2 separate regions of the Homo sapiens genome follow, and region 1 is linked to region 2. A link is an interaction called in ENCODE POLR2A ChIA-PET data of the cell type or tissue named here. Cell type or tissue: Panc1. All regions are shown on one strand.

Evidence for each region. Peaks named below come from ENCODE experiments on the same cell type or tissue, not always from the same donor. Only the 100,000 strongest peaks of a DNase experiment are listed, where the experiment ranks them.
Region 1: POLR2A ChIA-PET joins it to region 2 with 13 read pairs; 3 of 35 experiments call an interaction of 5 or more read pairs at or near these places.

The regions. Positions count from the first base shown.
Region 1 is chr6:72,137,432-72,145,431 of GRCh38, reverse strand. The region is part of intron 4 of RIMS1 (regulating synaptic membrane exocytosis 1); the gene reads right to left. Among named protein-coding and RNA genes, the nearest start is that of RIMS1, 250 kb to the right of the region's middle. In Panc1, a CTCF peak has its summit at 4,460 (motif pointing left); a DNase peak (open chromatin) is centred at 4,421.
Region 2 is chr6:72,087,456-72,095,455 of GRCh38, reverse strand. The region is part of intron 2 of RIMS1 (regulating synaptic membrane exocytosis 1); the gene reads right to left. Among named protein-coding and RNA genes, the nearest start is that of RIMS1, 200 kb to the right of the region's middle. In Panc1, no CTCF peak of the experiment used is centred here; no DNase peak of the experiment used is centred here.

The sequences.
Region 1 (8,000 bases), 50 kb before region 2:
CCATGTTGACCAGGTGGACTTGATCTGTTGGCCTTGTGGACCACCTGCCTCAGCCTCCCAAAGTGCTGAGATTATAGGCGTGAGCCGACACACCTGGCCAAAAATGTCACTTTCTAATAGGCCCAGGAGCCCAAGTTATCTTGGGGACATCAAGAAGAGAGGAATTTACCCAATTCATAGGTATTTGAAGGTGCAAACCCATGGCTGGGCTTGGCTTTAAAAGGTCTTATCTGAGATTCCTTATGAAGCAGAATTCCATCAAAGCCAATTTTAAAAAGCCTATGGGAAACATAATTATTTTTGCTGCACTTTATGCAAATAATCAGGCCAAGTATAAGACTAAAGTTTATTTTACAAACAACTCAGTTCTATTATGATTTGTTTTTAACAAAAGAACTGGAGAGAGAAAAATTATGCTACTCAGGAGGCTGAGGCAGGAGAATCACTTGAACACAGGAGGCAGAGGTTGTGGTGAGCCAAGATCACGCCACTGCACTCCAGCTTGTGTGACAAGAGCGAAACTCCATCTCGAAAAAAAAAAAGAAAAAAGAAAGAAAAAAAATCCTTATCATACACTTGTCATTACATTCTAGTCTCATTAGTTGTTTTTAAGTTTTTGTCTGCATTTTAGACTAACCCTCATTCCTGTGAACCAATCAGTGATCTCCAGCTGTAGCTCAAAAGAAATAAAAGGGATGGGTAATGTAAAAAACTAGATCAATATTCTAATTCTGGGCAATTATCCTGCAAATCCTGCCAGGTGCTGGGGGTAAATGGAGTGTCTTTAACCTGAAGGCTTCTTTTTTTTTTTGGAAAAGAAGACCATGGGAGCTAACCAAAGCGAAGCCCCATGCACCCAAATCTTAGCAGGCACAACTGTAGCCACCAATTATCTGTTCATGTCAGCAGCCTTAGGACTTTTGAGCTGTCTTTATCCTCTACTTTCATTTTGATAAATGTCTACGTCTTGATACATGTCTCTTCACGGAGGACCCCAGCGGGCAAAGTGACCAAGAAAAATACTACATCACTGATATTTCATGAAGACAGGAGACACATTCTTTAGAACTTCCATCTCAAACTCCTGCTCTACTCAAGAAGTTAAGTAGATGTTACTCCTTATTTATTCTCTAACAGAGTGCATATTAGCTGCTTTTCTGAAATTCAGAACCATTGAGGCATTGGCAAGAAGTAATCTTGAGTAAAAATGAATATGGCCTTAAAGTACACTACTTTGTTAATGGCCAACTGCTTGAATAACACTTAATAGATGCATAATGAATAGTTGTCATTTTTGTTGTGACTGTATCTTAAATTGGTTAAATAATGATATGCTGCTTTAGTAATACGGGCCTGCGTTCGCTGCTATAGTGGAAGAACTGGAAGCCATGAATTTCATGCAATAATTTTATCCACCCAAAATACTGTGGTCCAGGACATGTTTACTTGCTATTATTGCCATCCTCACCTTTCTTTACTTTTCCCTGTCCTTTTACTCACCAATTCCAGGATACATATGCTATCCTTTAATTTCTAAAAACTATAGATGGCTCAGAGTTTTCATTCAAGAAATGGGGCTTTATGCAGTAATGTGTCATTTGTTGAAGTGCAATGCTTCTAGCAGAAAAGACGTAAAAATACGATAATGTAGAAACTATTAAGTATGTTTAGAAATTAATTGTATCCTCTTTGGCATTGTCTGGAGCCAACCTCTGCTCAAACTGGAGTTTGATCTTCACAGGCAGTGCTAAACATCAACTAAATACCAACACAGCGTGATAGAAGGCTGGTTCATCACCAAGGTTTCAACGTAGAACCTTCCTTTCTCTGCCTTCAGTACCATAGCCCATAATCACAGAAGCTGTGAAATACTGCACACATTTCCACATTCCATTGCTGACAGCCTCTTGACTTCATCCTGACTTCCACCAAGATCTACCTTCTGGAATTGACCATTTTTTCCCAAATACCAAGGCCATAGGTTGAGACATTGTGAACCCAGTATTTTGCTTTGGACTCTCTTTATGATGCCCAGCTCTCATTAAGTAATTTAAGCTGACTGTCTTTTCTCCAAAACCATGGCACTTAAACAATATCCTATTTTGATATGGCTCAAATTGAAATAGAAACAAGGCTAAATCCATATCCCAGTCATCTAAAATGTATTTCTTTCTATCAGAAACCACAACTACGTATATATTTAAAAAGAAATAATATATCTTTCTGCTCATAGTCTTGAGATAAATATCACATTTAAGAGAATTTTATCACTAGCCTATATGTTAGAAACAAATGGAAACAGCTTTCAATTAAAAATAAAGGAAAACAGGCACATCAACCACCATGAACACTATATTCTGGACATAATTTTATCCACTACATACCAATACATCACATCACAATTCTTTGATCACGATTACATGGTGATCAAAGAATTTGCAAAAATAGCCTGCTTAATAAAACTGTCCTATGGAGAAAGCTGTTTGCATAAATTTCTCTACTTCTAATAAATTAGTATTAGAAGAGTTTTAACCATGTACTTCATATACTAGGTTAAATTGTTATTCCCTTCCTAAGTCCATATGTATTATCGTTGGTTGCAATGTTTATTAAAAATGTCATCTATCTTCAAGTTTTTATAAAGTTTTTGTAAGTGTCCTCCTGCTGTTTATTTCACACCTGCTAGCATAATCCTTCCTTTATGGTGCTCTGTTTAGTTACCATGGAAATGATATTATAATAAAGCAGAAACAACTGTCATTGCAAGATGATTGCTGCTTAATTTTAAGCTGGCGATAACCTCATTTCTATATACATAATGGAAAATGTTATTTGACAGTGATTTCACACTGAGATCAGTCTGTGACCACTCATAAAAGAGCTATCTTTTATTGATGATCTGGGGTAGCTCTGATAGATTTTGAAAATAATATATGAATAATTGTCTCCTTTTTTCAGGAAGTAGAAAGAGGTCATATCATAGACAAGGAATTTACCATCTAACCTGTTAAAATACATAAAACGATGTTCTACTACTTTCTGTCAGAATATCACTTTAAAATAATAACAAAATACCACATATTTTGTTCCAAGGAAAAAATAATGTGTTTTCATTTAAAATGGCACTGTAGGGGGGGAATCACCATCTTTGGAGTTAGGCATACCTGCTTTGTAAATATAGCAGGTCAATTTACTTTTCTCCTATAAAGGGAGGACAATAATGGTTAACCCAATGATTTTTTTTTCTGCCAGAAGAGATAAAATATTAAATGGCTTGATATTTAGAGGGGCCAGATTAAATTAATTTCCAGTCACATACTTAGTGTACAAATTTAAAAACAGTGATCTCTTATAGGACATCATACAAAATTTAAAAGACCCACTAGCAACTAAGACAAATGCAGTATGTCACTTTTAATAGATGTTTTAAAAGCATAATATAAAATATTTTATCAAAGAACACAAAGTAAAAATATTTTTATTACAAAAATGTTAGAACTTGAAGGAAGCTAATAGGCCACCTAATTCAATACCTGTTACTTTCTAGGAAAGGAAACTACATTTAGATAACTTGTCCACAGTGATACATTTTACTAATAGCTCAGCTGAGGTGAGAACCAACCACTTTAATCCAAGTCTAGTGACTTATCATGAAATTCTGAAAAACACATTTTAAAAATATAACACCAAAGATTTTTTTCACTATGCTTAAACACTTATTTAAAACTTTAAAACTTTAGTACTTACTCTATCACGGGTTATTTAAATTGTGTGGTAAAATTTAAATAAATTTATAAAATGTCAAAATGTAAGGAAAATTAATTAGGACTCTCCTTATTTTCTTTCATTTGAAGGCAAGTTTTATTCTTCTGAGTACTAAGCATGCTGGACACCATTCAACACTATTATTCTTAGGGAAAATGTAACTTATTAATGAGAACTTTGCCTCAAATTGCAGCCTCTAATTTACCAAGTGTCACAATAATGGATTATCAGATTTACTAGTCATTTGACTTAAATACCCAAAACCTGGAAGTACATTTAAACTTTTTTTGAGGGGGAGGAGGGAATTTGGAAATTTAATAGCATTAAAAGTTCCACTAGAGTTATTTTCTAGTAACAGCATGCTGATGGCCTTCATGCTCAACTGTCTGGCACTATGTCACTGATGCTTTTATTATCCCTCCCATATATTCATAGACCATACAGTTTCTCAATGAATCTTTATCTAAACTCCACAACTGTGTTATTAGATGGCTAACTTTATAGATTTGTTTCAAATAGTTTGTTAAACTATTAGTGAAAACATCTACTCCTAGAAGATATGCAGAAATGTCTATCAAAATATTGTTGGAAATATTGGAAGTCATACCCACCTTAAAATACAGATATGTATAACCTACTACTCATCAACTGGGTAAATTACCAAGTTTTTCCTGCCATCCTGTGGAAGGATAGAGAACATCACCATCTTAAGAAATAAATTCCTCCCTCCTTGAAGACTTGTTCCCAACTTACTTTTCTCAACCCCAAACCCTTAGGAAAACTATGTACTTTTGCTAAAAAGTATCTTTACATCTATATGACAACAGGAAAACAGTTATATTTGAGTATATATCATATAAATGTTGATGTCTCTTAAGGACAGAAATACGAAATTGAACTAAAATGGTCTGTAATCCTTGATAATCTGAAGATGGGAAATGCAATCCAAATGTCTTCTTTTCTGATCTCAAAAACTCTGGGAAGTTAGAGGTCTTACAGCACTAACACACATAACAGGGCTCTGCTTTCTTGTTGGAGAAATCAAAGTGCTTTTTCTCACACACTCAGACAAAATACAAATAACTATCATAAAGGGTGGAAGGTGTTAAGTTTTAAATATAGTAATCATGCCAAGTGGAAATATTTAACCATTATCTGTCATACTGTATGACAGGGACATTTTCTCTTCCTGATGCTTTGTAAATTCTACCAGGGAAAATATTAAAGAATTTTTAAAATTCTAAATGTACTGAAATACCTTGGAATTATTTGATATCTAGATAACCTCCTTACAGACTGTAGCCTCTGTTTAACTATGTTACCAATATAATTTCTGATTTTTAATTCTGTTACTACTTGGCAGATAGGATTATACAGAAACTAAAATAATAGTGTTCCTTGCTGATAATTATACATTTAAAAGCATTAAAGTGAAGACAATATTCTTTAGAAAGGTTGGCAGTTCAAGTGATTTTTTTTAAATAAAAAAGGTCACAATAAAATAAATCAGTCTTTTATAGATTACTGATCAGAACAGTTTTCTAAACCAAGATAGCTCCACTTAGTCAGAGCTCAGACGTCCACAAGAATGAGGAACATTTTTCTTTCATAATAGTAGAAATAAGGTAAGCTGTTCCCTGTCTGGACCAATGCTACATTTATCCCACAAAGTTAAATACAAAGAAATTAACTTGCTGTTTCCTTCATACTGTTCATGTAATATCTTAAATCAATCTTCAAGCCTCTTATGTAAAATTAAGGCCTTTAATTAATTTTAAGCTAGAATTTGTTTAGGTGATTTGGAAGAATGTAACTAAAAACATGCTTCCTGAATTAATTTGGAAAGATGAGAGATTGATTTGCATTTGGTCTGTGATTTTTAAATAACTTAATAAAACAACAATGTACACATTAGGGAAATGTATTCTTTTGAAAAAAATATTAAAAATAAAGAACTATATATATTAAGAACTGAAATCTGAAACTTTCCCTTCATACCAAATCTATTATAATTTAGTCCATCCACATAACATTTAATATATATTATTTAGTGTCTATTATGTGCCAGGTACTAACCAGACCCTAGGGAAACAAGTCTCCAAGATCACAAAGCTTATAATCTAGTGGGAAGAAGCAGATACACTGACAATATATACTATGTTAGGTAGTGCTATATGAAATGTAAATTAGCACAAAGGGCCAGTGCAGAGTAGGAGCAGTGGGTGGGCAGTGCTTTTTAAGAAGTTTTTAGAAAGGGCCTCTTTGATGAGATGCCAAATGAGCAGAGGCACAAACCTTGGGCCAGACTTATAAAGGAAGTCATTCTAGGTATAGGAAACTGAAAATGTCAAGACCTTACTTGGTGTGCTCATGAACAGCAAAGTAACCAGTGTGTGAAGGGGATTATATGAGAGGATGAGATCAAGTTGGGAGAGGTGTGGTGAAGACGAGGAGCCCTACAGCTCTAATAGGACTTTTTAGGTCCTAGAAAAGGCCAGAGTCTTTTCATATGTATCCTTCCAACACTATATGCACACATACACACACACACAGACACACAGAAACAGGCATGTATCTTTATGTATACCTACGTGTGTGTATCTACATATATATACATATAAACAGTTATATGCATTTATGTTTGTGTTTATAGGAATTTTAATTTAGTTATTATAAAATATAGCACTGCTCATCTGTAATTTCCCTAGAATTTAAAAATATAAAAGTAGAATTGTTCATGGTAAACTCCTTTTAAATGTTCATGGAGGCTAACAAATTGCCCTTCACAACAAGCAGTAGTAACCTACACTTCCACCAGCAACATAAGATAGTGACCACTTCTCAAAACCCCCAACAACACTGGGTGTTATTAGTCTTCTGAATTTTTGTCAATCTGATAGTGAAAATGATTTTTCATTGTTCATTATAGTTGATTTTTTAAAATATATTTCTTCATTTTTTGTAATGTGCCTTATGCAAATTTACTTTTTATATTTTTTTGTTGAATTATTTTTTATTTAAGAGTGTCTATTTAGTTGTTTTTGTTTTGCCTCCCTTGTTCTCATCCCACTTCTCTGACTTTAACTAATGTCAACAGCCAGATGTGTATGCCTTCTCAGCTTTCTCCTGTTCATACAAACGTATACAAACATTTTTACACATATATAAAATTATTTGATTTTCATTTATTTGAAAAATCCAGAAAAAGCAGATTTATAGAGATAAAAAGTAGATTAGTTTTTGCCTGAAGCTGGGGAGAGGAATGAGGATTAATTGTAAATGGGCTTAAGGGATTTTATTGGGGAGATTAAAATGTTCTAAAACTGGTTTGTACTGATGATTGCATTACTCTGTAACGTTACCAAGAAACACTGAAAGTTACTAAGAAACATTAAATTGTACATTTGAAAATAATAAGTTTCATTTGTATATATCAATTAACTTCTTTAAAGAAAATGATGTATACACATTTCTAGCAACTTGCTTTTTTAGATAAAAATGTATCATAGATATCCCTACAAGTTAAAAGGAGGAAAGTCTACCTACCTTTTTGAACCGTCTATACACATATACATACACACACACACACACAGACTCACATACGATCTTTGCATTAAGATTGTATAGACTTTGCCGGGCGCGGTGGCTCACGCCTGTAATCTCAGCACTTGGGGAGGCCAAGGCGGGTGGATCACGAGGTCAGGAGATCGAGACCATCCTGGCTAACATGGTGAAACCCCGTCTCTACTAAAAATACAAAAAATTAGCCGGGCGTGGCGGTGGGCACCTGTAGTCCCAGTTACTCGGGAGGGTGAGGCAGGAGAATGGTGTAAACCCGGGAGGCGGAGCTTGCAGTGAGCCGAGATCGTGCCACTGCACTCCAGCCTGGGCGACAGAGCAAGACTCCATCTCAAAAAAAAAAAAAAAAAAAAGATTGTATAGACTTAATTTTTGCAGACAACTTTGCATCTTAATTTTAGGACAGAAGAACAAAACAAGAAAGCTATAAAGTAAACACACAATATCAGATTGGAATATATATATATATTTAAAACACATTTAATATATAAAATGCTAATGTACTTAATATACAAAGAATGCTTACAAATGGACAAGAAAAATACAACTCAATAGAAAAATAAGCAAAGGTTATGAGCAAATAATTCTCAGAAAAATAAAAATTAAACGTCTCAAAACACATGAAATAATGCATAAGCTTAACAAATCAAAGAAAT
Region 2 (8,000 bases):
AATGAATGCAAGAATATCTGGTCAATTTATCGAAGAGTTATTTGATACACTGAACTTTTTATACTTTAAGTATAATTAATCTAGGGTCAAGCTAGTAGAAAACAACTGTGGGCACTTGTTATTTCAAAAGTTATCATGCAAAATGGCACCGGCAATCTTACTTCTTCCACTAAAGAAAATTATTTTAAGGAAGGGCTGGGCGCGGTGGCTCACGCCTGTAATCCCAGCACTTTGGGAGGCCGAGGCAGGCGGATCATGAGGTCAGGAGATCAAGACAATCCTGGCTAACACTGTGAAACCCCGCCTCTACTAAAAATACAAAAAAAAAAAAAAAAAAAATAGTCGGGCGTGGTGGCGGTGGCTGTAGTCCCTGCTACTTGGGAGGCTGAGGCAGGAGAATGGCATGAACCCGGGAGGTAGAGCTTGCAGTGAGCTGAGATCGCACCACTGCACTCCAGCCTGGGTGACAGAGCGAGGCTCTGTCAAAATAAATAAATAAGTAAAATAATAATAATAATAATTAAGTAATAAGAGCAAGGAAATATATCTAACCAAGGAAACTCTAAGCAGAGAGTACATAAATAAATATTTATTGTGAGAACCACCAAATCAAATCTATTTAAGTAAATATAAATGAGAAGGAGAAAACTAGGCTAAGGAAAAAGTTTCCCTATACACTTATTCTAAAATATAGAACATGATGTAGTATGAGTGTTGGCAAACTTTTTGGAATAAAGCCAGATTGTAAATATTTTAGACTTTGAGGGTCATGTAGTTTCTTTTGCAACTGCTCATTTCTGCTGTAGTAGGAAAGTAGCCACAGATAGTATGTAAATGAATGAATGTAAATATGCTCCAATGAAACTTTATTTACAAAAACAGATAGTAGTCCAGATTTTGCCCATACAGCAGTTTGTCAATTCCTCATTAGTACGTGCTTTATGCTAAGATATAATGGCTTGAAAACCAAAGCCTCTGTGTGTTTTTAAATTCAAACATACGGGAATTTTATATGGTGCAATCAAAAGGGAACCTGTTTCAGGAAATCTTTGTGCAATATATACAGGCAGGGCACTGACCACTGAGATAAAACCTTACTCTATTGCAATCTCATAGCATTTCATTTGGGTCACTCATAGACCATTTAATATTTTTACTATGTTTTATTACCGTACATAACACCTCTCTTCTACCAAACAGTAAACAATATTGGAAATGCAGTTTAGCAAATAGTTCAGGCATACACTTCCTTTGTAGCAGCCAATACACACCCATATTTGCTGAATGGAAAATTTATACATATAGGTATAAATTAGTCTGTTTTGAGAAAAAAGTCCATACAACTTACAAACAAGTTCATATTGAGGACAACATATCCTAATACATCCTACTTCACAAAACACTGAAAATTCTGGGTGTAATATTTAAAAAGGTAACTTTTAATGTACGTTTGAGCTGGAAAGTATGCAAATTCTCAAAGGACAAAAATGAAAGAGAAGCAGTAATTCAGAAAAGTAACATATCTCTGAAGCAGATGCCAAGAAACATGTACTGAGGTTCTGTGACCAAGAACTTCAGTTTTAACTCCTGTAGAAGTGATTGAAAATAAAATTTTAGTTAGGTATTCACCAAAAATAATTGAAATAGAGTGTATGATATCCAAACCAGTAGCGGAAAAAATACGGAATGAGAAAAAAGTCAATCTAAAAGAAGATAAGAGTTAAAATAAATAAATACATAAACATAGACAAAGCAGAACATTTAAATATTACAGTATGACATGGTAAAAAAAAATCTAACACATGAGGAATCACAAATGTTATACATTACAAGAAGTATCATCAAAAGACAAAGATCATCACATTAGATTTTAAAAATCCAGCTAAATGAAGTTTTGAAGAGATATACCCAAAATATAAAGGCACAGAATGTTTGAAATAAAAGGATAGAAAAAAGAGATCTCAGGGAATTATTAAGAAAAACAAACAGAAAAGCAAAAAAACAAAAACTGGTATAGAGCTTAAATTTAAAAGCATTACTACAGAGTGTAAACTACTAGTAAAAAGTATTCATTTTATTTTGCACATGACAATGATAAACTTAATTGCATATAACATATGTATATCTATCCAGTAGATTAAACTTACTAGTTAATCTTATTGAGTTCTCTTTGTGTGTGTATGTGTGTGTATACATATATGTATATACATATATACACACATGTTTTTATATATATATATATATACTCACATACATATGCTTAATACATATCTAAACTTTTCCCAAACTCTCTAGGACCCGAAATTCCTAAAATCGTTTTATTTCTTAAGCTAGTGGCGGAGGGGTTACATGATGTAGTTTATTTTTTCTTTACACCTTACATGTATGTTTTATAATACTGTTTTGTATGTATGAATGATTTAATATTAGAAAGAAAAAGATTCAGATTCAGTTCTGTCTCATCAAATAGCATTGAATAGCAAATCAGGGCTACATAGAATTGAAGGTCTCCTGGCTGTGACAGGTGGGCAGGCAGCAATTATTCCTTTTCTAGTTGGTCATGGCAAGTGAGTTGGTTGGATGAGACTTCTCCACTGAGGTATGACGGTGAGATCTCTAGCTTCTCACTTTCTCCATGGGGGATCTTGGAGTAGGTCCTAAGGAAGACAGCCACCAGGGCACCATGTTCTTCTCCCAGAGGGACATACCTAAGTGGCCTGGGGCAGCTTTTCACCAAGTGCTTCATCCCAAAGCTCATGAGGCCATTCACACAGCCATCACTCCAAACTCTACAGGGAATCACATCCTTCTCAATGCTGGCCCTTGGTGACCTGTACCCATCTATGCCCTCCTCTCATGTGCTTTAGAAATTCCTTTTTTGTTTCAGCAGCAGGTCTTGTTTAAACTACTGGTATAGACGTCCCAGTAGGGAGTATAATGAGAGAAGAAAGAGCTTGCTTTTTCTCAGTCTATAACTCTCTTAATCTTCAAATATTTTTTCTTTCTGGGTTTCTTCCTTTACTTACAGATAAGATTCTCTTATTCTGCTCTGGAAGAAAAAGTCCAACTCAGGTCCCTGTCAACTTCTCCAACTTATTTCCTGCAATGCTCCTTATTTTACCAGCCAATATTATGGAAGGAAGGAAGGAAGGAAGGAAGGAAGGGAGGGAGGGAGGGAGGGAGGGAAGGAAGGAGGAAAGGGAGAGAGGGCATTCCTCACTCCTACGTCCTTAAAATCTACCTATTCCATAACCTGCACTGTTCTATTAAATTGTTCTCTTAAAATACAACCTTAATGCCCTTTTCTCAATTCATATTCCCCTTACATTACTCTGATATCTCATGTTGTCAAGATGCTGTCCTCATAATAAAATGTGCCTTTGGAAGCAAGATACTGGTAGTGAAACCATAAACAGCACATTTATTTTTTGTATCTGATGTTTTAATGCTTTAAGATTTGTGACAGTGTTCTATTATGAATAATAAATGGAAATACATATTTTATTAAATGGTCTTACAGTAAATGTGGGACTGCAAATGTAAAACCTTTTTGTGAAATTTATTTGTACACTTCGATTTTAGAATTAACAATATATTCTTATTGACTAGTGAGGTTAACAAAATATATGATCACAAATCACAGATTTAAATTATCCACATGGAAAATGGAGAGTATTGTAAAATACACAATGCTATCAAAAGAAAAGCATTGATATTGAAACTTTCTCCCAGGATATGAGGTTCTGTTTTTTTTCATTGTTTCACTATATAATAATTGTTGCATTATTTTAATAATTGTACATTCAATTCAAGAAACTCTAAAATTCAATTTGTAAAAAAGTTGTTTGGGTGATTAATAGCATATATTTCAAAAGAAACAAAGATGAATGCCTAAAAAACTAAATATTATTCTATAAATGTCTGAAAATCTAAATATCATGCTATGAATGCAAAATAAATAATTTAAACAAGCAATTATTGATGACATTTGTACAAATTAATATGTATTTGTTGAACAAGTAAATCATAATAGTGGAATGTAGAGAAATCCTTCTAATTAGTGCAGAAATTCACATTTTTCTATTTGGTATTTTTTCTTCTCCCATTCCCAAAGTAATGAGAATCTAGGAGAAAATTCTACCTTTCTTCCTGGATTTCCTTTATGAAGTCTAGGCAAATAGAACTGGATTTTTCCAGAGGAGGAAAGGATGGAAGCTATTGTTTTAAAGTTTTAAAACTCCAAGTGGTAGGTTCTGAGAGCAGGTGAGGGCTTTCTCTGAGGTAAAAGCAGGGCAGAGGCCAGGATAGTTTGCATGCAGGACTTCCAACAGGAGGATTGCTTTAGGATGTGTGTACAATGGTGGAAGGGCATAGGTGCTGAAAACAATAAGCATGGCCTCTGTTTCCCTTGACGCCTTTGGCACAGAAAACAGATCAGTGCCATCACGCGTTCCCTTCGTCAACCTTAGCACATGGGCACCACCAAGTCCTTATGAAGTTAGTGGCATGGATATTAAAGCCAGGAGAGTTGTTCTGAGAACGATGGACTGATTAAGAGCCTCCAAAAAACACGGGGGTTGTCCAAGAGGGAGCCCTAATAATGACTGAAATTCAATGTTTTGCTAGTCTAGTAGGTTGGAGGCTTGTTTATACACATTTTGACATCACACTACACTGTTGAACATAAATTCACAGTTCTTGACTTCAATGAATGTATAATCAATTTAGAAAGTAAGTTATACATAAATATAAATTAGCAGTTCATGACAGCATGTACCAGTGTCAAAGAAGGACAGTAAGTCATATAGTTTTACAGTTAAAAAACTCTTTGTTGTCCCCACAACACAATTGTCCCCCTTTTAGTGAAACTGCCTTTTTGATTCCACTCTATAATAGAGGAGCTATAAAAGTTTGCAAAATTTCAAGGGTCACTATTTTTTTTTTTAATGATGTTTGTACATCGTGGCTTCTTGTGTCAGAGTTGAGTAGAAAATAACAAACAGCACAGTCTTTTAGACAAAAAGGTTAAATAATGGAGTTTTCTGCTACAAAATAGTTGGAAGAGGGATGGTTGTGGGGTCTTGGATTGATCTCTTGGAATGCCCCTCAAAACAAAATCACAAGCTAACTACTCAAAGTTCCACCATCAGGCCAGGCACAGTGGCACATGCCTGTAATTTCAGCACTTTGAGAGGCCAAGGTGGGTGAATCACTTGAGCCTAGGAATTTGAGAAATGCCTGGGCAACAAAGCTAGACCCAATCTCTATAAAAAAAATTTTTTTTTATTATACTTTAAGTTTTAGGGTACATGTGCACAATGTGCAGGTTAGTTACATATGTATACGTGTGCCATGCTGGTGCGCTGCACCCACTAACTCGTCATCTAGCATTAGGTATATCTGCCAATGCTATCCCTCCCCCCTCCCCCCACCCCACCACAGTCCCCAGAGTGTGATATTCTCCTTCCTGTGTCCATGTGATCTCATTGTTCAATTCCCACCTATGAGTGAGAATATGCGGTGTTTGGTTTTTTGTTCTTGCGATAGTTTACTGAGAATGATGATTTCCAATTTCATCCATGTCCCTACAAAAGACATGAACTCATCATTTTTTTATGGCTGCATAGTATTCCATGGTGTATATGTGCCACATTTTCTTAATCCAGTCTATCATTGTTGGACATTTGGGTTGGTTCCAAGTCTTTGCTATTGTGAATAATGCCGCAATAAACATACGTGTGCATGTGTCTTTATAGCAGCATGATTTATAGTCATTTGGGTATATACCCAGTAATGGGATGGCTGGGTCAAATGGTATTTCTAGTTCTAGATAAAAATATATTAGCCAGGCATGGTGGTGCATGTCTGTAGACCCAGCTACTCAGGAGGCTGACATGGTAGGATTGTTTAAGCCTCGGAGGTCAAGGCTACAGTGAGCCATGATCATGCCACTGCACTCCAGCCTGGTTGACAGGGTGAGACCCTGTCTAATACAAAAAACAAAACAAAACAAAAATACCAAATTCCTCAATCAGGAAGCCGCAGAAATCAGAAACCTACTGTCCAAATGGCTAGTGTTAGTGTCCTACCACCTCAGCTAAGGTATTCTGATCTAGAAGCCACCACAAGAGCCACAGCAGGAGATCCCGGGAAAATGATGCCCAGTGTGTTGTCGTGGCTCTGCATCTAAATCAGTTTCAATTCAAATCTCATGCAAGCCCATTTGACTGATGGAACCTAAATTACATCAGGAATTCTAGCTGCAGGAGAGTCTATGAAATGCAGTTTTCAGATTTCTAGCTTTTTCGTAAGACTTCCTAAAATGATTTTGAAATGTATATTGTGAGGGTCAGTCTTCCACTTCAGCTACAATCCTCTAATCTATGTCAAATTGCTTAATTCCTTCCACTGTACCAGGGGTGAACAATATCTGAGTCTAAGTCTAAGATCTCCCTTTCCCATTCATTTTCCATTTTATCTCTCTCCCCTCCCTCTCTTCCCCTCCTTTCCTTCCCCTCCTCACCTCTCCTTCCCTCTCTTCTCTTCTCTCCTCTCCCTCCCTTTCTTTTTCTTCATCATACACTAAGCATACATTACTATGGAAAGCATTTTGCCACCACCAGGAAATTTAAAAAATAGATTCAGTTCCCCAAGCAAATTACTTATATGAGGGGTCTTCAAAAAGTTCATAGAAAATTAGTATTACTAAAAAACTATGCATTTTCAAAACTTTCTTGCACCAAAATGAACTTGTAATAACTGTTATAACATGTCTGAAAAGTACCTACTAATAGTTTGAGCCACTAAGAAGGATAAAACATAAGTTTGAAAAGAGCTTCTATGAGAGCAACATGAATTCCTCTAAAACTGAAGCAAGAACAAACATGAAATTTCAAGTGACCGGGCACAGTGGCTCACGTCTGCAATCCCAGCACTTTGGGAGGCTGAGGCAGGTAGATCACCTAAGGTCAGGAGTTCGAGACCAGCCTGGAGCCGGGCCAACATGGTGAAACCCCATCTCTACTAAAAATTACAAAAAATTAGCTGGGTGTGGTGGCAGGCGCCTGTAATCCTAGCTACTCAGAAAGCTGAGGCAGGAGAATCGCTTGAACCTGGGAGGCAAAGGTTGCAGTGAGCCGAGATCAGGCCATTGCACTTCAGCCTGGGTGACAAGAGTGAGACTCGGTCTCAAAATAAATAAATAAATAAATAAATAAATAAATAAATAAATAAATAAAGTAAATAAATAAAATAAAAATTAATGCAAGTGAAGTTTGGGCAGAAGAATGGTGAAATCACTGACACTTTATGAAAAATTTATGGAACAATATTCCAAATAAATCAGCAGTTTACAAGTGGATGACTCATTTTTAGAAGGAATGAGATGATGTTGAAGATGAAGCCTGTAGTAGCAGACCACATACATCAATTTGTGAGGAAAAAAATCATTTTGTTCATATCCTAATTGAAGGGTACTGATAATTAACAGCAGAAATAGTAGCCAGCACGATAGACATCTCAATTGGTTCAGCTTACACAATTCTGACTGGAAAATTAAAGTTGACCAAAGTTTCCATTTGATGGGTGCCAAAACCATTGCACCCAGATCAGCTGCAGAGAAGAGCAGAGTTTTCAATGGAAATTTTATAGTGGGATAAATATGCTAAAGTATTTATTTGAAGATTTGTTAATAGTAGATGAAATATGGCTTTATGAGTATGATCCTGAAAACAAAGCACAATCAAAAGAATGGCCTTCAAGAGGTGGAAGTGGTCCAGTCAAAGTAAAAGCAGACCAGTCAAAAGCAAATGTCATGGCAACAGTTTCTTGGGATGCTCAAGCCATTTTGCTTGCTCACTTTCTGGGGGGCCAAGGAATGATGACATCTGCTTATTATGAGAGTGTTTTGATAAAGTTAGTCAACCTTTAGTAGAAAAAGTCCCAGGGAAATGCCATCTGAGAGTCCTTCTCCACCATGACAATGTTCTTGCTCATTCCTC